4 separate regions of the Homo sapiens genome follow, and all the other regions are linked to region 3. A link is a loop called in an ENCODE intact Hi-C map of the cell type or tissue named here. Cell type or tissue: endothelial cell of umbilical vein. All regions are shown on one strand. Each heading gives the region's core, and the rest is flanking DNA. Links, peaks and the distances in the headings are about the cores only.

Region 1 (6,046 bases), core at 407-5,406, 130 kb after region 3:
GTGACTTTATAGGGGACTTTGGCTATTACTTTTGCAATGTGATGTCTGTGAGCAAATTACCCAGAATGGAAAGAATTTTGGGATCCTAGTGTATGTTTTGTCTGTGTTCTACTCTTGGGAGAGAGGCATATTGCATCTGCCTTATGGATGCAGCTGGGTGACTCTAAACAAGTGTGCTTTTCCTGGAGTCTGGTTTTCATTATCTTTATATCCTCAGGCTCACAAGTCAGCTGGGACAGGGATGCTGACAGAAAGGACTAGTGGAAATAATATATTTGCTTCTAATTTAGAATAAAAACAACCACACCCCACAGATCAAAACCCATGGAAACTTCCATCACCCTGGGGCAGTGTTTAGAGTGGCATTTCTGAAAGAGTTCTGAGAGACGCTTAATATGCTCCTGCAAAAGGGTCCCACATCAAATACTTTTGTGCAATGTTTCATATTATATCCCTGTCTTGGAGACTCCTGTTGCACATAAAAGTCTCTGAAGAGCTCTGCAAAAGATGTCTCTTTAATCTTAATCCAGTGTTTTATAAACTTGCTTGTTGATGGAAACTTTTATACATGGAATATCTATTATCATCATATAGAACACAGGCTTTGGAAATGCTGGGTAAAGACCACTGGCTAGGAACAAAGGAGGTCTGGTTGTGGTCTTGGCTCTGGTACTAAGTTGTGTTCCCCCCCTCCACCAAGAAGGAGTCTTGCTCTATTGCCCAGGCTGGAGTGCAGTAGGGTGAACTCAGCTCACTGCAACCTCTGCCTCCCGGATTCAAGCGATTCTCCTGTCTTAGCCTCCTGAGTAGCTGGGATCACAGGCACATGCCACTGAACCTGGCTAATTTTTTAATTTTTAATAGAGACGGTGTTTCACCAGGTTGGCCAGGCTGGTCTCGAACTCCTGACCTCATGATCTACCCACCTTGGCCTCCCAAAGTGCTGGGATTACAGGTATGAGCCCCCGTGCCCGGCCCTGATTTGCATTTTTAAACTCTTCTTTGGACTCCAGTTTCCTCATCTGCAAAAGGAGAGGGTTATAATCAGTGATCTAGAGAGAAAAAGGACTACAATTTATTGCAGACCCACTCTGTGCCAGGCTGTGGATGTGCCACCATGGCCTATGCTTACAAGGGCCCCCACACTTGGTTTAATACTCTGCTGTCACCATCTTTAAATTATCGGTAATTTTTGAACAAGGTGCCAGCATTTTCATTTTGTGCTGGGACTTGCATTTTTGCACTTGTTCCATGTGACATTATCTCTACTCTTCATATTAGTCTAGAGAGAATGTGCATATATTTGTGATATACAGATATGGAAGCTGAGAATTAGGTTAAATAAATTGCTCAAGGTCATATACAGAATGAATAGCAGAGCCAACATTCCAAGCTAGTCCACCTGGTTCTAAAGCTTTGCTCTTCCCTCTAGACCAGCTGCCAGTGCAAACATTCTATGATTCTAAGATTCTTTTGTTCTCTAAACTACAACTAGATCTGTCTCAATGTTTAAGGAACAGAATAACTGTTAATTCTATTTACTGTCTGAGTGCATATCTGGCTAAACAGATTAGTAAATGATGGATTAGATGTCAGTCAATGAATGGCTAGACAACAGGGAATGAATGGCTATAGAAGTTAGACATGGAGTCCAACAAACTTGGTTTGCCATTTACTAACCATGTGACCTTGGGCAACCCACTTGACTTCTCTAAGTCTCAGTCTACCTCATAGGTATATTGTGAGGATTAAATGAAAGAATGCACTGCCTAACACGTGGCAACCCCTCAATAGAGTATTACTATTCTTTTATTAACCGGGCCAGGCTAGGTTTGCTATTGCGATGTCAGAGCTCCCAATATTGTAACCCATTTAATTTGCTCTATAGCAAGTAGAAGAACATTATATTTATTTATTTATTTCTGAATCAAATCAAACTTTTATCTGTCTAATTCAAATCCAATTAAATTTAGCTTCACCCCCACCTGCCAGGTTTGTGGAACATCTAATTTCAGAGACTTTGTGGGGATGCAAAAACCCCAGGGCTTACCCAATCCGGAAAACCTGGGGGACCATCTCAGTCCATTGCAGTTGTGGTGAAGGTGCTCATTGTCCAAGCAGGTGTGGAGCAGCCAGAGGTATCTGGCCCACTTGCGTAAGATATTTACTGCTTCCATTGTAAACCTGGCCACCCAGAACTCCTGTATGGTCCCAAAGCTATGGTTTGGTAACTATCCCCCAGGTGTCTTTGTAGTCATCACTGCCAGAGATACTATGAGGGCAATGGGGGAGAGTTCACGGGCTGACTTCCACCACCCCTCCATCCTCCTGGTCTTGTAGAATCCAGCTCTTGTCCCTTTAATCCTCAGAGTTTTCCCTCTCACAGACAATCTAACTCTGACCCTTGAGAAATTTATAGAGACCTCCCAATATTTTCCTCCTGAGGTAAGGGAAGTCCCCCAACCTACAAAGGACTGTCCTTCCAAATAGGGTACAGAAGAAAATTTCCTTTAAGTCTTTAAATAAATCCATGGTAGAAATAATTCATTAATTCACTCAATTATACAATGTTCTCAAACTTTTTCATCTTCTGAGAAGGCTCTCATATCCCCTTTCTCCCTTGGCTACTATATTTTGCATCTAAGTCTGTGTGTCTTATCTTTATTACAAATTGGTGGGTGGGGGGATGGGGGGTAGAGAAAGTGGCAGAACTAGACAATATGTTGCTGATTCTCTCCATTCCTAGGTGAGGATGGTCACAACCAATTATTTGGATTTCACATTTCACATCTTCAGAGTCCCTTGAAACAATGAGAACAGTGGGTATTAAAAACAGGCTCTGGAAGCCTTGATTTATGGGAATAGGCTCATATGTAATGGCACGGGGGCTTGGTGCTGGGGTATTGGAACAGGCCAGGACACTGGTGTCTCCAGAATAGGTAAAAGAGAAGGAAGCATGGCCAACAATGTTCCCCCACTGTGTAGACAATTACACTGGATGTCTGCCAGATGAAGGGCAAAATTCTGTGCTCTAAAAAGTAGCAGCAGAGCTGTAAACCTGTAGTGTTGGGCCCTCTAGTGGCTAGTTCTTCTTTTTCAATGAATATAGCTGGCTGTTTCCTACACTGCTGGTCTCTCACTGCCTTGCCATCTTTTTGGTTTGCTGGAACCACTAACTGCCTCATCTACATTCTATCATCCCATTGCTCAATTATCACTGGTACTGACTTTGGAATGGACTCCATGTTAGGGCACAGTTCTTGAGGAAGGGATGGATTCTCTTGGAAACAGACTGAAATGGAGAATCGCATGCAGAAGGTTGTTGGGGGAAGTACTCTTGGGAAATAGGAAGTGAGAAAGCAGGGGTGGGCGGAGGAAGAAGCTAATTCACAATGTGGTTGCCACTGAAGCCTCAGCTGATCCTATGGGGAATTCTGGAGCCAAGATGGCCTCTCAGAGTTGCCCCAAATCAGTGATGGAATCAGACCTTTGGATCCCTGTATCAGCTCCTCATTGGTTGTGAGCCGCTCCAAGAAGGAGCTGTAACCTTGGTGAGACAGCTCCCTGTGTCCCAGGGCAACAGGCAGTGAGGAATTCAGTTGTTCATCAAATATTAATTTTTCTTTCCTGTTCATGAATTTCTGACTTTCTTGTTCCCAGGAGCTCATTCTCCATCACAGTTCAACCACTTCCACAGATGGTTCTCTCATTTCATCCAGGGAAATAATGTTCTTGGTTTCTTAGCAGCACCTGAAAGAAGATTCTTTTTCCATACAAGTTTGGCTGAAAGCCTTGCTTTGTCTATTTCTTCTATGCCTAAACCGAAATCTTGGATATTATTCTAATGAGAGGAGAGACCAGACTCACCTGTGCTAGAAAAAAAAAAAAAAAAAAAAAGAGCACAAGTCACACTCCCAGGATAGGCTAAGTTATACTCTCAAAAGGCTCCCGTCTTCACCCCCTCCCTCCAAAACATGATCTAATCAGAATAACAGCACTTCTTCCTTCCCAGCAGGTTTATAAATGTTTTTATCTTGACTAATCCTGCGGGGGAGAATTAGGAGGGTGGGGTGAAGACAGACTGTGGGGGAGCGTGAGGAGGGTGGGGTAAAGATTTCTGGGGCTGTCTACCAGAAATCATTCTCTCCTTATTCCATAGTGATAGATGTTTGGCTGGGACTTGACTACTCAGACAGGCACCTCATGTGCCAGCTCCCCTTGCAGCCAGTTTGTGGCCACGTTTTTTAAGCCGTCGTCAATGGAGCTGAGCAGAAGAGATGTACGCAGCTTTTGCCTTGCTTTCTTGAGAGTAAGTCCCTGGCCCTGGAATTCTATTCTGTTTCTTTCCTCACCAACCAGAAAATGCTTTGACAATGAGCGACCTTGGAAGCTACATGTTGAAGATGGCAGTTGCCATCCTCAGTCTCTGAATGTTTGAGTAGAGCGAAGCCATCCACCTACTTTGAACACTGAGCTTGGATCATACTATATTGGACCTTCATTTTTTATTTTAATTAATTAATTAATTTATTTTTTGAGAGCTGGAGTGCAGTGGTGTTATCACAGCTCACTGCAGCCACTTGACTTTCCAGGCTCAGGTTGATCCACCCACCTCAGCCTCCTGAGTAGCTGGGAGTACAGTCACACACCACCATGCCTGGCTTTTTTAAAAATTATTTTTAGTAGAGATGGGATTTTACCATGTTGCCCATGCTGGTCTTGAATTCCTGGGCTGGGATCCTCCTGTGATCCTCCTGCCTTGGCCTCCCAAAGTGCTGGGATTACAAGTGTGAGCCACCACACCCAGCCTACATTGGACTTTTTTTTTTTTTTTTTTTTTTTTTTTTTTTTTTTTGAGACAGAGTTTCGCTACTGTTGCCCAGACTGGAGTACAATGGTGCAATCTCGGCTCAATGCAACCTCCGCCTCCCTGGTTCAAGCAATTCTCCTGCCTCAGCCTCCTGAGTAGCTGGGATTACAGGTGCCCACCACCATGCCTGGCTAATTTTTGTATTTTTAGTAGAGATGAGGTTTCGCCATGTTGGCCAGGCTGATCTCGAACTCCTGACCTCAGGTGACCCACCCGCCTCAGCCCCCCAAAGTGCTAGGATTACAGGAGTGAGCCACTGCACCTGGCCCTTCATTGGGCTTTCTAACCAAATCCTACCAGTTGTTCATATTCCACCACAAATTCTACTTCTTCCCAGAAATATGCATGAACTTCCCTCTCCCCCTCCCCACCCCCCCCCTTTTTTTTTTTTTTGAGACAGAGTCTTGCTCTGTCACCCAGGCTGGAGTACAGTGGCACCATCTCAGCTCACTGCAACCTCCACCTTCTGGGTTCAAGCGATTCTCCTGCCTCAGCCTCCTGAGTTGCTGGGATTACAGGTGCACGCCACCACACCCAGCTAATTTTTTTTTTTTTTTTTTTTTAGTAGAGAGGAGATTTCACCATGTTGTGCTGGCTGGTCTTGAAATCCTGACCTCAAGTGATCCACCTGTCTTGGCCTCCCAAAGTGCTGGGATTACAGGCGTGAGCCACTGTGCCCGATGTCCTCTCCTCTTCTTGACCACCACATTAGTATCTGTCCCCCACACTTTCTGATGCTTAATGATACTGTTTCCTACTTAGTTCTATTTGGTATTGTCTTATTTTTGTTCATTATTTGGTGTGTGCTTCTTGTCTCTTAAACTAGAAGGAGCTCCCAAGATGTGACACTCTGCTTCTACTTTCGTTTCCCCAACAGCACAGCTATCATGGATGCTGTTGGAGCCCCAGAGGCCCCCTTCACCAGGCTGCCATAATCAGCCTAGAGCTGTCCCCATCCCCAGAGATTTTGCCTGAGTCAAATATGAGCACACCCTGGGAGAGTAAGTACCTCTGTAGCAACTAGCAGCCGATGACTGATATAGGATAGTAAAAAAGGTCACAAAAGGTGGGGCCAATTCTGTGATTGAAAAAAGAGCTTCAGAACCTTCCCAAGGAACGAGGCTATTGCTAGTCTCCAACCAAGAGCACTCCTTTGCTTACCTTTCTTCCACTGCT
Region 2 (6,046 bases), core at 581-5,580, 360 kb before region 3:
TGTATCTGTAGTTCCAGCTACTCAGGAGGCTGAGGTGGGAGAATCGCCTGAGCCCAGGAGGTTGAGGCTGCAGTGAGCCAAGATCGGGCCACTGCACTCCAGCCTGGGTGACAGATTGAGACCTTGTCTCAAAAAAATAAAATACATAAATAAAGAAATAATCATTGAAAGGCCTGGGTGAGAAGGCTGTAAGCTGGCCCTGTAGGAAATCTTCCAAGAACACCACCTCTAAACTGGCCCACAAGGAGAGCTGCTGTCTCTGCCACAGTCACAAAGAAGGAATCAGGAAATGTCACCGTTGCATTCCAGAGCACACCATGAATGTAGCTGCAACTGCTGCCTCACTTGCCTCTGACAGGCATGAAACTCGTGGGTGGACCCACAAAGGCTGCTGCAGAAAAACCTAGTGTCTCCACAACAGTGCCCACCAGCTCCAGACAGAGCCACGGAGAGATGCCTGCCGCCTTCTTCCTGCCTCCCAAGCAGCTCAGGAACTACCTGATGAACAGAATTCAAAGCCAGAACCTTAGCTGCAAGAGAGTCTGGGGGATGTTCCTTTTGGCTCTACAGATTCTCTAGCAGGGAAGGTATGCAAGAAGGAGGACAGAGCAGATGCCAAGTGCCAGCATGGCTACCATGGATGTTTTATAATTTATTATTATTAAAGTCTTGCTCTGTTGCCCAGGCTGGAGTGCAGTGGCACAATCTTGGCTCACTGCAACCTCTGCCTCCTGGGTTCAAGCGATTCTCCTGCCTCAGCCACCCGAGTAGCTGGGATTACAGGTGGGCACCAGAATGCCTGGCTAATTTTTGTATTTTGAGTAGAGATGGGGTTTCCACTCAAGACTGGCCAGGCTGGTTTTGAACTCCTGACCTCAGGTGATCCGCCTGCGTCATCCTCCCAAAGTGCTGGGATTATAGGCATGAGCCACCATGCCAGGTCTAATTTATTATTTTTAATTACTGTCTTATTGATGGGTAGTTTCTTCCCAGTCTTTTGCTAATATTGTATTTGTGGGAAGATACCTCTTGTCTCTTTTGCAGTTAAAACAGTTCTTGTGCTATTTATAGTTTCCCTAATATGCTTGTCTCCCTACCAGACTGGGAGATCCTCCAGGTCTGATTGATCTCAGCGTAGCCAAATCCCAGCCTAGCATCTGACAAGAGTGAGTGTGGATGGGTGGATGCATGAAATGAAGGAAGGACAGATGGATGAATGGATGAGTGGGTGTATGAATGAATAGACGAGCACATGGTGGGTGGGTGGGTGGGTAGGCGGACGGATGGCTGGGTAAATGAATGGATGGCTGGGTAGGCGGATGGATGGCTGGGTAGGCGGAAGGATGGCTGAGTAGGTGGATGGGTGCGTGATTCCAGGTCTGAGACAAACTGACCAAGAGTTGATTTCTGAGGCTCAGAATCATCTTGCAAAGGCAGTGAAAAGACCTTCACACCTGACTTCCTGGCTCCAGTTATACCCACATAAGGCCTAGATTTTTCACTGCCTGTTTTCTCCTACACCTCTTGCCCCTTCTCCCTGACTATACTTCAGCCTTTCTGAACTTCATAAGTTCTTTCCTTCTCTTTTCTGTGCCAATATGTGGGTTACAGCCCCTCTGCCTCAGAGATTGCTCCCACCTTGTGCCACCCTCACGTGTCTGCCAGAAGAAGCTGAGTTTATAAGCTCCACGTGAGACTGAAAACAGCAAGGGGCTTCGAGTAGCGGGCCTGTTTCCAATCCATGCGCTGCCATTTGTGAACCGTGTGATCCTGGGAAAATTTCTTCACCCCTCTGAAACCCCAGCTTCCTAACCATTACATAGCCAAAATAATCATTAAGGCTCAAGGGCTATTATCAGATGAGATAATGTTTATGAAAAGGGGCTTTGCAATCGGCCGGGCATGGTGGCTCACACCTGTAATCCCAGCACTTCAGGAGGCTGAGGCCGGCGGATCACTTGAGGTCGGCAGTTCAAGACCAGCCTGACCACCATGGAGAAAACCCATCTCTACTAAAAACAAACAAACAAACAAAAACAAAAAAACAAAGCCAGGCACAGTGGTGCATGCCTGCAATCCCAGCCACTTAGGAGGCTGAGGTAGGAGAATCGCTTGAACCGAGGAGGTGGAGGTTGTGGTGAGCCGAGATTGCGCCATTGCACTCCAGCCTGGGCAACAAGATTGAGACTCTGTCTCAAAAAAAAAAAAGAAAAAAGAAAAAAAATGAAAGGGGCTTTGCAGTCCAAAAATGCCATACAGTGGACCTTGCCTCCCTACCTGTCTCAGTTCAAAGGAGCCAAGTGAGTCTACAGGGCATCGCTCATTGGGAAAGGTCAGGCTCAGGGTCTGGGCTTCCTCAGGCAGTGCCCAGAAGCTATACTGCCATAGTGCTCCACCCCAAGGGTTCCTGAGTCCCATCTCCCTGCAGGGTTGAGGGGCTGGGCTTCCTGTGGACTGGCTATTGGGGTGTTTACTGCCTGGTACACTGTAGGTCTGGGTGAACAAGTGAATTCAGCAATGCAACAGGAGGACCAGAAGATTCAGGCCTCTTGATTGCCCATCGCATCTTAGAGGGACATAGTGTAGTCACCTCACCATCCCTGCCTAAGGTCATTTCACCATTCTAGCCTGTGAAGTTCATTCCATGGCATTAACCATGAGAGGCAGAATATGAAAACTCTTAACCATAGCGCCCCTCGAGTTTACAGCTTATGAGGGGCTTCCACATCTAGCGATGCGGCGTGGCACAGTGGTTAAGGACACAGGTTCCGTAGTCATATTGTCCTGTGGTTCAGATCCCAACTCTACTGCTTACTAGCTACGGGACCTTAAGCGTTTTGTTTGGGCTCCCTGGACCAATGAAATAATAATGTAAGGTTCCAAAAATAGCACCTGACGCATAGTAAGCTCTCAGCAAGTTTTAGCTCTTCATCTTAATGGTGGAAGGCAGGTCAGGCATTATTACCCCATCCCACAGACCAAGACACTGAAGCCCACGGATCACACAGCACATCAGGGGCAGAGCCAGGATGGGGCTGTCTTTGCACTGGGAGGAAGGATGGGGGCAGCAAGAGGGGTTATGGGTGCAGAGCTGGGCAGGGGCAAAAGAAATTGAGGAAAGAGGAGTTTGGGGAATGCCGGTGGCCTCTCAAATTGTTAGGGACCAACCCTTTCCCTCCCCCATCTCAGCTGACAGCTTTATAGAAACTTGAGTCTGGGGTCTTTAGCAATCTTGGGCTGGGCTGGACAGCGAAGGGTTATGGAGTCTGGGGAAGAGTAGAGAGGACTGGCAGGCTCTCACCTTCCTGCCGAGGACTACCAGCAGTCTCTTCTGGCACTCCTGAGCGCGGCCACCAGAGGGAGTGCCTCCCTTTCCTGAGACAGCCAGAGTTACGGTATCCGAGTTGTGAATAAGAGAGACGGGGAAGCGTTGGGCGGGGTGGGGGGGGAATGTCCCAAGGGGAGGTGAAGCAGTGGGAAATGGCAAAGGATGATAATCACTGCATCTGCAGTTGAAGACAGCTCCTTGGCTTGGCCAGTCTGAGAGGTGGTTATAGGATGCTGGGTGTTACACAGGACACTGAAGAGGTTGGGGAGCATATCTGGATAGGGAGGCTGTGTGTGTGTGTGTGTGTGTGTGTGTGTGTGTGTGTGTGTGTGTGTGCGCGCGCGCGCATGTCTGGGTCTCTGGATACAATTTCTCTTACTCCTCTCCCTACCTCCTGCAGAGTTTTTTGATGCAGAAGGAAGTGAGGTAGATTTGAACTTTGGGGGGCTCCAGGGCCGAGGGGTCAAGAAGCAGGACCCCCAAGTCGAACGGGATCTCTACCTGTCCCTGGAGGACTTATTCTTTGGCTGCACCAAAAAAATTAAGATCTCCAGAAGGGTGAGTACTCAGCTTGCTCCTCCCGGGAGCCACCTATCTCCTGCAGCCTAGCAGCTGCCTCCTCCCTTACCTGGGTGGGAGGACTCAGGGATGGTCTCTGATGGAATTATGGAACCTTAGATTCAGAGACCTAGGATGTTAGAATTCCGGAATCTGAAATTCGGAAGGGACAGTTGAAGACATTAGCCCGGTTCTTTCCTAGTGCAGGAGTGCCCTCTGCAGCCTTCCCAACTGGGACAGGCTCTTTCCCTTCCTTTCTTTCAGTTCAGCCCCATCCCCGTGGGAACTGGAAAGGCTCTGAATGGGAGGAGTCTCTTCTGAATTCTTCCTTCTGGGCTTTACCAGACCATATTCCCAGGATTTCATCAGGGTGCATGCCTCGTGCATAAGAAAGAACAGTGGGCATGGAGGGTGGGCTGGGAGATAGTCCCCAAGGTGACGGGTTGAGGAAGACCCTCAGTGCCTCATGTCTAGTCCTTGGCTTGGCCCTGTCCCATGGCCCAGCCCTGTGCCAGGCATAAGAGCAAGCCCCCTCCACCTTTGCCCAGCAGAGGAGATGCCGATGCGGCCATGCTTTCCACAGATGGAACCCATCTGGACATGCGACTGGGGAGTGGAAGGATCCCCAGTGGGGAATGCACTGGGGGAGGCTTAGATATGTTGACTTTCATTTCTCTCTTTGGGATTAAGAGACTTGCTGGAGGCTCAGGGCCGGGCCTCTGGGATTTGGAGAGAGGAATGGAGTACATTTTCACCATGTATCTGTTAGTGGCCAGGGCTGGAGCTGTGTGTTTGATCAACTAATGGTGACTGCTTGGCATCTCAGCCCCCAGCCCCAGTCTCATGGCATCCTCTGCCATACTGGAATCATAAGTTCTTGGTTGTCATGGCAACAGGATGGGAGTGGGAGTGGCTCAGGGCAGGCTCTCCCCATTGCTGGAGGCTCTTCCCATTGCTAGAGGATTGAGCCCAAGTACAAATCCCATAGAGCATCTTTCACGTGTGCAAAGGTCACCTGAGTGTTCATGAAAATCTGAGCAAATCTCGACTGTACTCATGGAAGTCCTAAGCAGACCTCCCCACACCTGATATGTTGCTATAGGTGCTGAACGAGGATGGGTACTCCTCCACCATCAAGGACAAGATCCTGACCATTGATGTGAAGCCCGGTTGGAGGCAGGGCACACGCATCACCTTTGAGAAGGAAGGGGACCAGGTGAGGGGGGAAGAAGCTGACTCAGGTCAGTCACTGAGCTCAGGCGGTGGGAAGACTGAGGAGGAAAGGAAGGGAAAGGAGGCAATACTTTTTCCTGCCCCTGTGAGCCTTGGTCTGTAGAGAGCCCAGTCTGCAGAGTGGGTGAGATGGGATCCCTAATGTTCCTTCCAAGGAACAGAGCCTTAGCCTTACAGTGCTTCTGTGAACAGGCAGCCCAGGGACTGTCCCCATTTTACAGAGTGGGAAATGGGGGCCCAGAGAAGAAAGGGACTTGCCCAGGGCAAGAACATGGGAGCTGAAAGGAGATCCCAGTCTGAACTCCAGTGTTTTCCTGATTTTCTTCAGTGCTTCTCAGAATAAAGCCCAATTACAGGAGCTACTCAGAAACCATTTAATCATAATAATTTTATTTATTTATGTATTTATTTATTTATTTATTTTTATTTTGAGATGGAGTCTCACTGTCGCCCAGGCTGGAGTGAGGTGGCATGATTTCAGCTCATTGCAGCCTCCACCTCCTGGATTCAAGCAATTATCCTGCCCCAGCCTCCTGAGTAGCTGGGACTACAGGCATGTGCCACCACGCCCAGCTAATTTTTTTTTTTTTTTTTTTTTTTTTGAGACAGAGTCTCGCTCTGTTACCCAGGCTGGAAGGCAGTGGTGCGATCTCAGCTCACTGCAAACTCCGCCTCCCGGGTTCAAGTTATTCTGCTGCCTCAGCTTCCCCAGTAGCTGGGATTGCAGGCATGCACCACCACACCCGACTAATTTTTGTATTTTTAGTAGAGACGGGGTTTCACCATGTTGGCCAGGCTGGTCTTGAACTCCTGACCTCAGGTGATCCACCTGTCTCGGCCTCCCAAAGTGCTGGGATTACAGGCGTGAGCCACTGCGCCCAGCCACCCAGCTAATTTTTGTATTTTTATAGAGATAGGGTTTCTCCG
Region 3 (6,046 bases), core at 414-5,413:
TAATAAGGCTTTTGAGTTTTAAAATGGAAAAAAATTGACAGAAAAGAGTTGAGGAAAAGATCAAGATTTTCAAATAATTATTAAGTCAGGAAAAGAGAAAGGCTTCTCTGGAAATAATAACCACCCTCAGCTTCAGCTTGTGCCACTCTCCTCTGCTCTCTCCACTCCAGCCATGCTGGCCTTTTGTCTTTTCATTTCTTGCTCTTGGCAAGCTCTTTCCTGATTCATGCGGAATTTCTGACAGACTAAATCCTACTCATCCTTTGAGTCATTTCCTCAGGGACATTTTATTTGTCTGCAGACTAGGTTCAAGTCTTCATATTATTCAAAACACACCCTGTATTTTCCCTTGGTAGCATTTATGACAATTATAATTTTTTATTTGGGCCAGGCACAGTGGCTCACGCCTGTAAACCCAGCACTTTGGGAAGCTGAGGCAGGAGGATCACTTGAAGCCAGGAGTTCGAGACCAGCCTGGGCAACAGTGAGACCCCGTTTCCACAGAAAAGTTAAAAATTATCTGATTGTGGAGATGTGTGCCTGTAGTCCCAGCTAGGAGGCTGAGGTGGGAGGATTGCTTGAGTCCAGGAGGTTGAGGCTACAGTGAGCCAGAATTGCGCTACTGCACTCCAGTTTAGGTAACAGAGTGAAAGCTTGTCTCAGAATAATAATGATAATAATAATAATAACTATTATTATTACTTCTTATTTGTATAATTAATGGCTGTCTGCTACACTAGATCATATACTTCATATAGGTGAGATGGTTCCTAGCTGAGTGCCTGGCAATTGCAAGTACTCGTTTAAAAATATAGAATAGACTAGGCATGGAGGCTCAGGCCTGCAATCCCAACACTTTGGGAGGCCCAGGAGTTCAAGACCAGCCTGGGTAACGTAGAGAGACAAAAATAAAAATATTAGCCAGGAGTGGTGGTGCATGCCTGTGGTGCGAGCTACTTGGGAGGCTGAGAAAGGAGGTTGGGAGATCAAGGCTACAGTGAGTCATGATTGTGCCACTGCACTACAGCCTGGGCAAGGTAGCAAGACTCTGTCTCAAGAAAATAATTCTGTTTTTTTTTTTTTTTTTTTTTTTTTTTTGGAGACGGAGTCCTCCTCTGTCCCCCAGGCTGGAGTGTAGTCGCGTGATCTTGGCTCACTGCAACCTCCACCTCCCAGGTTCAAGCAATTCTCCTGCCTCAGCCTCCCAAGCAGCTGGGACTACAGGCGCCCACCACCATGCCTGGCTAATTTTTTTGTATTGTTTAGTAGAGACAGGGTTTCACCGTGTTGCCCAGGCTGGTTTTGAACTCCTGAGCTCAGGCAATCTGCCCACCTCGGCCTCCCAAAGTGTTAGGATTACAGGCGTGGGCCACCACACCCAGCCAAGAAAATAAAAATGAAAATAAGAGAATAGATAAATAAAGTAGAAAGAGCATTCAAAACAATCCTGTTAATCTCTTTATCAAGTGTCTCTAGTGCCAGTCTTCTTCCAAATCTTTTGAATTGCCTGTCCTCATCATAAGCCTATGAAGTATGTATTGTCCTGCATTTTACAGTTGAGAAAACCAGTTTATGGAAATGAAGTGACTCAGCTGCAAGACGGTAAGCCCAGGGTCCCCAGCTCTCAGTCGAGTGCTCTTTCCATTGCATCATTACTTCACATTGCTCATTATCAGTTCCTGGGTTAGCCTCCCTTCTACATCCAAGGAATATTTCCAGGGGACTCACATCACCTCAGTTTCTCCTTTATATTATGAAAGGATGAAACCAATAGATCAGTGTTTCTCAGTGTGGTCCACAGTCTATTTGCAACAGAATTATTCAGGTAAATGTGGATGTTCTTATGAAAAATTCAGATTCCAAGGTCCACCCAGATTCATTGAATCAGACTGTAAGAGGGTGGAAGACAGGCAAAGTCCAGGAAATCTGCATTTATAACAGGCTCTTGAGGTGATTCTTACACACATCCGAGTTGAGAACACTTCATTAGGTGATCTTCAAAGTTCCTTTCCGCTTTGACAGTCTTTGCTTCTAAGACATTAAGTTTGGGGGGCATGTCTTTGCATCTCTATCATCTTTTACAGAGCCTGGAACTCAATATATTTTTAGTAAACTAATACATTTGTATTCGAAAGACCCAGATTCAAGTCCCTGCTTAGGTAGGTACCAGCTGTGATTCCTTGGGAAAATTACTTAACGTTCTAGAAATATCATTTTTAAGATGGAAATAATAACAATCTCTATCCTGGCTGCCAACATCTGATGTGGAAGATAAATTAAATCATGTTTGTGAAAGCTGTTATGGTGGTTCCAAGTTGAAGAACCACTACAGGCATAAAGTGGGCACCAAGCAGGGGTTACTAAGTCCTTCAGACTCACGGGTGGCTCACATACAGCTCTCTCCAGTGGACTGAATGGGGAGCTTATTAAAACACAAAATAAAACCACTACCACCTTTGAAAAATCACATTTCCATTCGAAGTAGGTAGAGTCTTTCCATGGAAATAACGTGATTTTTTAAGACTCCGAGGCATTGCCACAGTGACCCCTAGTGGAGCTTATAGGCCAGCTCAAACCCACCATCCTAGTCCCACATTTGCTGTTGGCTTAGCGGAGAGATCAATTTATTAATTCAATACATCTGTTCTTCACATAGGCTAGGAAATTTTTGTGAAGCTTCTCTTTGTCCTCAGAGTCTAGCATTCATTCATCCATTCAATTATTACTGAGCATCCCGGGTGCCAGCTGCTGTGCTTGGCCCCAGAGGGACCCAGCAGACATTGGGATCCTCACCCTCAGAGCCAGGTGGGGACAAGTTAAGTAGTGGAGACAGAGAAGCAAACAGCCAACAACAAGAGTGACACATGCTCCAAAAGAGGAAGTGCACGGAACTACGGAAGCCACTTTCTTTGGCAAAATCTCAATGATCTGTTTTGAGAATAAGCATAGCACATTGAGGGATGAATGGCAAAAATGAGGCATGAAGTGTAAACAGGAGCCAGATGGCGAAGGGCCTACTCTATAAATAAATTTGGATTTTATTCGAAGGTCAATGGGAAATGACTGAATAGTTTTAAGTACAGGAATTATTCGATGTTTGTTTTTTAGTATCATGCTGGCTTCAGCAGGTAGAGCTGATGGGAGGAGGTAAGACAGGAAGGAACTGCATAGTCCAGGTAAGAAGTGAATATTAGGTTGGGAGGGGCATACAGGGAGTTTAAAATATATTGATAAAATTGCATTTCTTTCCCTGCGTGGTAAGTACAAAAGCATCCTATTCTTTATACCTTACATTTATACTGCACAAATTATGTAGTATGTATGAAATAGTTCATTTAAAAACATATAGAACTCACAGGGGAAAAAACTATATATTTTTGATATGTACATATGTCACATAAAGATAAAATTTGGAAGGGAAGGATGGCCTCCCACTTTGTGATGAGGGTGGCCTCTGAGGAGGTATGGCAAATTGTAAAAACAGCCATGATCCTTATTCCTCTCCATATCCACACCCTTTGCTATATGACTTTGTATCTCCTGCTTGAATCTGGGAAGTCCTTATTATTTTCTTTCACCAGTAAATTGCAACAGAAGGAACAGTGCATCAGTTCTGAGCCTAGGTGTCCAGAGGCCTTGCATGCTTTGGCTCTCTCTTTTGGGGCTCTGCCCAGGCACCCAGGGAACACCCTGGGCTAGCCTGCTGGAGTGTGAGAGATCATGTGCAGCAGTGCTCAGCCAACCCAGCCGAGGCCATCAGAAATTAGCCAGCACCCAGTCAACTTGGCAGCTGACCACCAACAGAGAAGTGGACTCACTCAAGACCAGAAGAAATATCCAGCTGACCTCAGTCAAAACTGCTAACCCACACAATAGTGAGATATATAAATAGCTGCCGTTTTAAGCCACTAAGTGTTGGGGTAATTTGTTTTGCAGCAAAAGTAGACTGATACAGAAATTGGTGTCCGAAAGTGAGATGTTAGGCCATTAACAATACCCTAAAATTTGTGACATTAGCTTTGAGATTGGGAGTGGTTGGAAACTGGGAAAATGGCAAGAGCAAACATATTGAAGTCTGGGGAAATGATGGGAAATTATTACTAGAGGCTGGAAAAACAGTAATCTGTGTTTCATAGTGGCACTTTGTAAAGACCTCTGCAAGAATTAAAGTGATGTCTAGTCGACCTCTAGACAAAAAAAAACCTTCTTGGAAACTTAAGAGTGAGATCCCACAGAAGCCCAATTCAAAAATACCAGTAATAAAATCTAGAGAGATGTCACAAAACAGTTGTGTCATTTGGAGTATGGAATAGACTGAAATTATTCAAACTACCAATTATTCAGCTACCAACATGGGCCACATCTTCAGAAGTAGCCAAGGAAGGTGACAGACAAGGAATATGTTCCAAAGGGTATAGTCAAGAGCCGCAGAGATCAGTGGAGCAGGAACCCCCTCCCAGGGAGTAAACTCTAGACCTGAGCAAGAAATACACCCTCTCCTGGGATAGTGAGACTTGTAAACCTTTGCCCAGCTGGAGTTCAGAATTGCTATGTGTCTCTCATTCTTCCCTTTTTAATTTTGTTTTGTTTTGTTTTTGTTTTTTGAGACAGAGTCTTGCTCTGTTGCCCAGGCTGGAGTGCAGTGGTGTGATCTCGGCTCACTGCAACCTCCCCCTCCCGGGCTCAAGTGATTCTCCTGCCTCAGCTGCCCAAGTAGCTGGGACTACAGGTGTGCTGCCCAATGCCTGGCTAATTTTTGTAATTTTAGTAGGTTGGTCTTGAACTCCTGTCCTCAAGTGATCTGCCTGCTTCAGCCTCCTAAAGTGCTGGGATTGTAGGCGTGAGCCACCGTGACCGGCGTTCTTCCCTTTTTTAAATGTAAGTGTCTATTGAGGATATCCTGCCTCCGTCTCAATGTACAGTAGGTATGCGGGAGGCAAATAACTTGTCTTTAATTCATCGGTGTCAGGATTAAGAAGAACAACATCCATAATGTCACATACAAACCTGATGTGAACCACAAGATCCTGGTCTTCAAGCCTGATGACATAATTGCAAGAGGTGTTTGGGGGTCTTGGAATGGTGGTAAGCATATTTTTCCTGTGGGAGCAATGTGAATAATTATGGTCAAAGAGTAAACTGTGGTAGATTACAAAATTTGCCACACTCTTTCCATCCTCCCTGAATTCATACTCTTTGAATTGTGACTTTGCAGCATCCCCCATCAAGAGGTGGAGGGAGACTATTTCTCCTCCCCTTAAACCTGAACTGACATCATGACATTTTTGGCCAATGGAATGCAGCAGAGAGATGGTACAAATTCTCTGTCTAAGCCTCAACATGCATCGCACATCTCAGCTCTTTTTTTTGAAGTCCTGTCCCACTACTCATATGAAATGACCTGAGCTAGCCTGCTGGAGGACAAGAGATCACATGGAATAGAGATGAGCCATCCCAGCGGAAGTTATTCTACATTATCCAGGAACCAGCCAATTTAGCAGCTGGCCTCAGACCCATGAATAAACTCAGCCAAGACCAGGTGAACAACTCACCTGGGCTTAGCACAAATGTTGACTTGCAGAATTATGAGCTATATAAATACTTGCTATTTTAAACCACTAAGTCTTTGGGGATAGTTTGTTATTTGGCAAAAGCTAACCAATTAAAATAAATTGAACCAATATAAGAGTCAAAGCACAAAATTGGATAGAGAAGTACTTAAAAGGAAAGGGAAATATGTGAGATAAATGAGAAAGAGTGCTGATCTTTGTTGTTCTAGGTGGTGGGTACCTGGGTGTTTGTTGTATCCTTCCCTCTAATTTTCTTTATTTAAAGTTTTTACCATTAATAAAACTAGATTAAATTATAACTTTAAAGTAAAAAGAATACAAGTTGGAGTTCCAAAAGGCTAAGATTCCATCTCCTGTCTGCACCCTAATTAGGTGATCATACTCATTTCCACAGCTTTTTTTTGTTTTTTTTGAGACGGAGTCTTGCTCTGTCACCCAGGCTGGAGTGCAGTGGCGTGATCTCGGCTCACTGCAAG
Region 4 (6,046 bases), core at 705-5,704, 66 kb before region 3:
TCTGATTTTGGTGAGGGCTTGGGGAAACTTGTTCCCCACTCTCAGAAAGTTTGCAGAAGAAATATTAAGAAAAGGAAATGGCTTCTGCGTTAGAGAACTCTGAATTCCAGGGCCTGGGAGATGAGAGTGACAGGGCAGGGTAAGCACTGGAGATGATGGCAAGACCTTGGGACAGTGAACCACAGAAGCGACACCCCTATGCTGAGCCATCCCTCTAACAACTGACCATTCATGGATCCCAGGAACCAACAATAAAGACTTAATTTCTCTTACTAAACAGTGTTTGGCTGGGGCCCTTCGACCATTTGGAGCCTTGGGCAAATGAGCAGCACACTGAGAGCAGACCCTGGGTCCAGCTCTGGTCAGGGCTGTGAAATGGGTCAGATTTGCCAGGGCCTTGGTGGTCATTAGGGAGGGCTTCCTGGAGGATACAGATAAGCAAGGGAAAGCTATTGATAGTTACATTTGTTTTTCCTTCTCTTTCTGTTCTTCCACAGTGTGTTTCCTGGCTGTTAGTGACCTGCTGTCCACCCCTCCTCAACATCGAGCTCTGTTGTAAATACGTCGCACCAGAGGCCACTGTGATGCCACTGTCTCCTCTCCATCCCGCCCAGCCATGTGACACTGGCTCCCGGTAGACGGGCACCCCGAGATGTACCAACCTTTTCATGTATTCTGCCAAAAGCATTGTTTTCCAGGGCCCTTGACCAACATCGGCTTCCCCAGTCCAGGGCTCCCCTGCTCCTTTCCCTTCCCTGTACTGGGGTAGCTCCTGCCTGCTCTCCCTGCGTTGCCTAGGGTAAAGCCTCCAGATTTGCCATACTGAGCCCCTCTTCCTAGCATCAGGCGATACATCTGAGTTCAAATGTCTTCCCAGGCTCAGGGACCTCCATTCCTTGAGATTGTCTTGGCATGGCCCAGCCCTGCCTCATGGGATGGACAATGCATGGGGTGGTCTTTATTTTTCCCTTTCAAATAAAACACTAGTCAGGTACCGTTTTATCCCAGTCGTACTCTTCCAGGTTTGGAAGACCCAGAGAGGCCAAGATCCCATCCTTAGCCATAGCGAGCGGTGGTGGTGGATAGCATCACAAGAAACGAGCCTGAAAATCAGGTCCAGCCGGTCCAAGCACATGGCCTCCCATCTGGGAGAGCCCACTGTCCCACTCCCACATGTCTGGGCACCTGCCCTGGGCTGAGGCCAGGCTGCTCCAGGGGCCTCCTGCGCCCTCACCTGCCACAGAGCAACCCAGGTTAAATACAGCCCATGCACAAAGCCACAGGCCAAAGCCTATGGAATTGTTTTTAATCATCAAATTTAACCATTTTCATAACTGGTTCCTGGAGGTGTGCAGTGCCCCCTTGCCTCTTCAAACCTACAGCTTCTCTTTGCCATTTGTGGATTTCACATCACTCCACACAGAAACATTACAGCCTGGCATCCCCAGTCTTTGCCTTCTTCCAGCTGCCTCGACACAGCACTGTGGCCTGTCCCTATTGCCCAGGCACGCCATTTCCAAGGGCAGGAAGGGGCAGTGTCCTGAAGCCCATCTTTTCTGTGACTGTCTTAGGTGATGTGTAGCCCCCTCCACCTTTCCACTCAACAACCTCCCACCCCTGTCCTGCTGCATGGTCCGGAGTCTGGGACCTACTTTGTTTTTTGTTATTTATGACCTTGTTTAAAGAAAATAAATATCTCCCAACCTTTATTGGTCTGGTCTTTCTCTGTGGAATTGTCCTTATTTCTGCTGATATGGGGGCAGGGGACAGCTCATTGGACTTAGTTGTCATGGAACTCCAGAAACCCCTTTCCCTATAGCCCTTCAGTGTGTTATGCTCTGCCTGTCCCCTGATCCAGAATGCCCAGTGGGATGGTCAGAGCCACCCTCCTCTGCAGCCAGGATGGGATTCCAGTCCCATCTCTCCTAATTATCGGCTGTGTCGACTTTGGTCCAGAGCAGGACAATCTGTGCACTGTCCACATGATCTCAGTCACCATAGCTTCACTTATGTGAAACTTCATCTACAACCCAAATCATTTCCTGAGCTCTGAACAGGTAGGCCCAGGTTCCTCCTCCTGTCTCTCCCAGATGACCAAAAGCCACTTCATATTGACTGTTTCTAAAGCTGAATCCACCTTCCCCCGGAAACTTGCTCCCCATGAAACTTGCTCTTCCTCCAGCGTTTCCTGGCTCAATAAGTGATAGGTATCACCATCTCTCCAGTTGTCCAAACCAGATACCCACAGTGAATGACTTCTCTTACACCCACCTCAGGTCTACCACCAAATCCTGTTCATCCTCTTTTCCGTGTCCCCCTCTTTTCCATCCCACAGCCAGTGCCCTAGCTTAGGCCTCATCATCTCTCACTTTGATCACTTCAGTACCTTTGCTGCCCTCCTCCCCCCTGGGTGGTCCTCCACACTGTTGGAGGCTTCCTCCTAGCAGGCTCTGGGGCCAGAGTGTCTAAATTAGAACCCAAGCCCCACCCCTTACACTGTATGGTATGGCAACAAACTTTCTCTCTGCTGTAGTTCACTCATCTGAAAAATGGAGATAAACCGTACCTACCCCACAGGGTCTTGAGGATTATACAAGTTAAACTAGGTTAACTGGCTTTCTCACTAACTGGCACATGGTAAGACATTTAATAAGTAGTTCCTGTTATGACACTGTTACATTGTTATAGTTAGGAACTTTATTCAGGGCCGTCTGTGGGCCAATAGCATCAGTATCTCTTGGAAGCTCGTTAGAGAACTGTGTCCCCATGTCAGACCTATTGAATCAGAACTGATCTGCATTTTAACAAGTGCATCAATGTCTGAAAATTTCTTGTCTAGTTGATGATGAAATATTTCAGGGTAGTTCATGAGCTCCCTAGTAGAGGAGAGAAGTTCCTTATGTGTGGTTTGATTTCTCTCACCGGAACACTTTGCGGGTGCCTTTGCTGAGCTATGTGCCCTCTTGTCCACAAGAGGGCAGCATGATCACTTGGTTTTCAGGGGCACTCAGGTTCATCAGGTTCACTCAAATTTTGAATGTCATCTAATTCACTTGACACACATCTCATTTAATCTTCACAGCAACTCTATGAGGTAGGTGCTGTTATGTTCCTTTTACAGGTAGGCAGACAGGTCCAAATTCTACAGCTTGGAAGTGACTGTCAGAATTCAAAACTGGCTTGCTTCCACATCATTCTGTTCCTGCATGCTACAAGGGACCCTGGGCAGAAGTCATTTTGGACCAGATACTTAAAAGAGCAGAAGGAGGATGACCGTGGAGATGAACCCTCTTTACACTTGATGGAGGAGGCTGAGAATGAATGAAATGCTCGTGAGCTTTGTGGTTGGTTGTGTTTTAGGCACTTTCATCTCCATTCATCCTTTGTATCCTTGTGAAGTACAGGCACTATCCCCAATTTAAAGGCAAGGAAGCAAAAGCTCAGACATTTGAAATGGCTTGCCCACAGCCACGGCCAGAGTGGCAGCATCTTTGTCTTCTGATTCCAAGTCTACTGAGCATTCCATTACACCCCAGAAGAGAAGGGACCATTCATGTGTTCACTTAACATGGCTTTAACGAGCACCTACTATGTGTTGGCCATAACAGTGTCCTTGCAGAGCCTACAGATCAGCATGTATGAACTCAGGAAGGGAATAAAGAAGGAGATCCCAGAATCCTTGAATGAAGGATTGCCACAAAGCCAGAAGGAGCATGTTTGGGACAAACCAAAGGCCCTGTCACATAGACACTAGTGAAAGTCCAAGGGAAACTCCTTCCCAAAAAAGGAAGGTAGGCACATTTTGGAGGCAGATGTAGATCTGATGGGGGACAGAATCTTGAGACTGGGAGGACTGAAGACAAAGCCATGAGGGGAATGGGGCATGACTTCATAGCCCCACGCTCTTAACATACTGTTAGGAGCATTTGCTGATTAAGCAAACCCGAGCACCCAATATGTGCCAGGCATCCAATGGACTTTGTAGACAGAGGTAAATAATGAGGCTCTTAAAATGAACTCATTGTCTAGAGAGACAGTGATAGAAATAGTGACCACGTTGTAAGAAGGTTGGGGGTGGGCAGTAACTAAACCTATTTGGAAACAGGCCAGGAATGGTTTCACAAGAGGTAGCATTTTTTCTTTCTTTTTTTTAGACAGTCTCCTCTGTCACCTAGGCTGGAGTGCAGCAGCACAATCTTGGTTCACTGCAACCTCTGCCTCCCAGGTTCAAGCAATTCTCCTGCCTCAGCCTCCCAAGTAGTTGGGGTTTCAGGTGCCTGCCACCACGCCCAGCTAATTTTTGTATTTTTAGTAGAGATGGGGTTTTGCCATGTTGGCCAGGCTAGTCTCAAACTCCTGACCTCGAGTGATCTGCCCGCCTCAGCTTCCCAAAGTGCTGGGATTATAGGAGTGAGCCACCACACCCAGCCAAGAGGTAGCATTTGAGTTGAGCCTTGAAGTATCACAAAGTGGAGGTGGAGGAGGAAGGGCAAGATATCTCAGAAGGAACAGCACAGACAAGCGCTGGAGACTTGAAAGTCAGCCTAGGAAGAAGACTGTGGCTGGAGTATGGGCCGAGATAGGAGAAGAGCCAGGAGAGAAGGTGGGAGTCAGGGCATAAAGGCCTTAAGTGGCAAGAATAAGGAGTTTCCAGAAGTTATTAAATAGGCATGACCCCATATAAAAAGACAAGGTCAGGTCTTTTTTATAAAGGAAAGTCACTCTGGTAGCCTGTGTAGATGGATTGGTGGGTGCCAGACATGAGGCCAAGAGGTCAGTAAAGAGGCAGTTGTAATTGGGCAAGGAAAAGACACAGGTATACTTAATTAGAACAGTGGCCACTGGGCTGAGAGAACAGGATAGTCTCATTATTTTGGAGGTGGAATGAACAAGAAAGAGACTAGTTAGATTTCAAAAGTGAGGGGCCAAGAACCCTTAAGTTGGATGCAGGGGCCTGTCATGAGAAGTGGGGGTTGGAAGTGAAAGGTCAAGATTTTACCAAGGGAAAAGCAAGAAGAGAGCCTACACTAGCAGCAGAGAAAGCAAAACGCAGTCACACTCCTCCCTGCAGTCACTGTTTTGTTTGCAATCTTGGAGCCAACTCTGCTGCTCCAGCTGGCCACCCCATCAGCAGCCAGAATCAACTCATTCTCAGTCTGGGGCCAGGGCTCAGAAAGTTATGTCAACTCAAGAGGCTCCCTTATTCCTCGAGCTGGCTTCCTCTCCCAGCAGTTTGCTAGAAAACTCCAGCCCATAGCCAGGCAAAACCTTGTAACCCAAGACTAGCAGAAAGGCTGGATTCTTCCAGGTGCAGGCAATAGGTGACTGAGGAGTGAATGGAGTGTTGACAGAGACAGTTTCTTCCTGATTAATGAGAATGATGCCATTCCATAATGACTTATAGAATGACTAATCAAACAAGCTTAGAATAACTGACATGATACAGTCTGTATCATTTATAAAGCACGTTTACAACCTTTGAGACCTCCTAACTCCTCTGGAGTGGGGAGGGCAGACAAATCAGCAGTGCCTCCTACAGATGAGGAATTCGAGGGTCTGACAAGGAAAGTGATTTGTCCAGGGTCATACCTTAGCACAATCTGGACTAGAGCTCAGGCCACCTGACTTCCAGACGAGTGCCTTTTTAGTCCCACACCATAGCAGAAGGAGAGGAGGGGTGGGGCAGGGGCATGGAGGACTAGGACCTGATAATGAGAGGAATGCTCCAAGCTCAGTTCAGCCTCCTACTAGCTGGGTGACCTCTGGCACATCACTTCCTTCAGAACTTCAGGTTCTGCATCCCAAAATGGGGGGATAATCCTTAATTCACTAGGTGTTATGAGGGTTAAATGAGACCTAAGTATCCAAGTATAGTAAAAGCTGCTGCCTGCAGTAATAAGGTGAAAAACAGTAAATGCCATGGTGCTAAGAAGATAAGGGGATTCATTCATCCTGACTGGGAATCCCCACAGGGCGGGGAGACCAAGGCACAGCAATTCTACCCCTACTCCTGCTGGGTAGGGCTGCTCAGGCAGAATTAGTGGAA

Evidence for each region. A loop is a pair of places that touch in the nucleus more often than their neighbours do. Peaks named below come from ENCODE experiments on the same cell type or tissue, not always from the same donor. Only the 100,000 strongest peaks of a DNase experiment are listed, where the experiment ranks them.
Region 1: it touches region 3 in a loop (5-fold over the local background); 12 of 110 quality-filtered maps call a loop at or near these places.
Region 2: it touches region 3 in a loop (14-fold over the local background); 12 of 110 quality-filtered maps call a loop at or near these places.
Region 4: a loop joins it to region 3, with 12 times the contacts of the local background. A loop is called at or near these places in 59 of 110 quality-filtered maps.

Annotation. Positions count from the first base shown.
Region 1 is chr11:74,446,440-74,452,485 of GRCh38, forward strand. No RefSeq gene overlaps it. Among named protein-coding and RNA genes, the nearest start is that of KCNE3, 18 kb to the right of the region's middle. In endothelial cell of umbilical vein, for the core only: a CTCF peak has its summit at 3,073 (motif pointing left); a DNase peak (open chromatin) is centred at 3,082.
Region 2 is chr11:73,961,150-73,967,195 of GRCh38, forward strand. DNAJB13 (DnaJ heat shock protein family (Hsp40) member B13) reads left to right here. Exons shown (of 8, transcript NM_153614.4): 4 at 3,729-3,886; 5 at 4,989-5,102. Among named protein-coding and RNA genes, the nearest start is that of DNAJB13, 13 kb to the left of the region's middle. RefSeq lists silencers at 3,400-3,509, 3,530-3,619. In endothelial cell of umbilical vein, for the core only: a CTCF peak has its summit at 3,319 (motif pointing right); a DNase peak (open chromatin) is centred at 3,392; H3K27me3 peaks cover 153 bases.
Region 3 is chr11:74,319,126-74,325,171 of GRCh38, forward strand. P4HA3-AS1 (P4HA3 antisense RNA 1) reads left to right here. Exons shown (of 7, transcript NR_120556.1): 4 at 3,109-3,176; 5 at 3,582-4,878; 6 at 4,970-5,085; 7 at 5,216-5,580. Among named protein-coding and RNA genes, the nearest start is that of P4HA3, 11 kb to the left of the region's middle. In endothelial cell of umbilical vein, for the core only: a CTCF peak has its summit at 2,559 (motif pointing left); DNase peaks (open chromatin) are centred at 1,626 and 2,986; H3K27ac peaks cover 3,284 bases.
Region 4 is chr11:74,252,995-74,259,040 of GRCh38, forward strand. It overlaps PPME1 (protein phosphatase methylesterase 1), which reads left to right. Exons shown (of 14, transcript NM_016147.3): 14 at 498-1,709. The coding sequence ends at 516. It also overlaps a transcript of P4HA3 not described here. Among named protein-coding and RNA genes, the nearest start is that of P4HA3-AS1, 55 kb to the right of the region's middle. In endothelial cell of umbilical vein, for the core only: a CTCF peak has its summit at 2,958 (motif pointing right); DNase peaks (open chromatin) are centred at 2,987 and 5,147.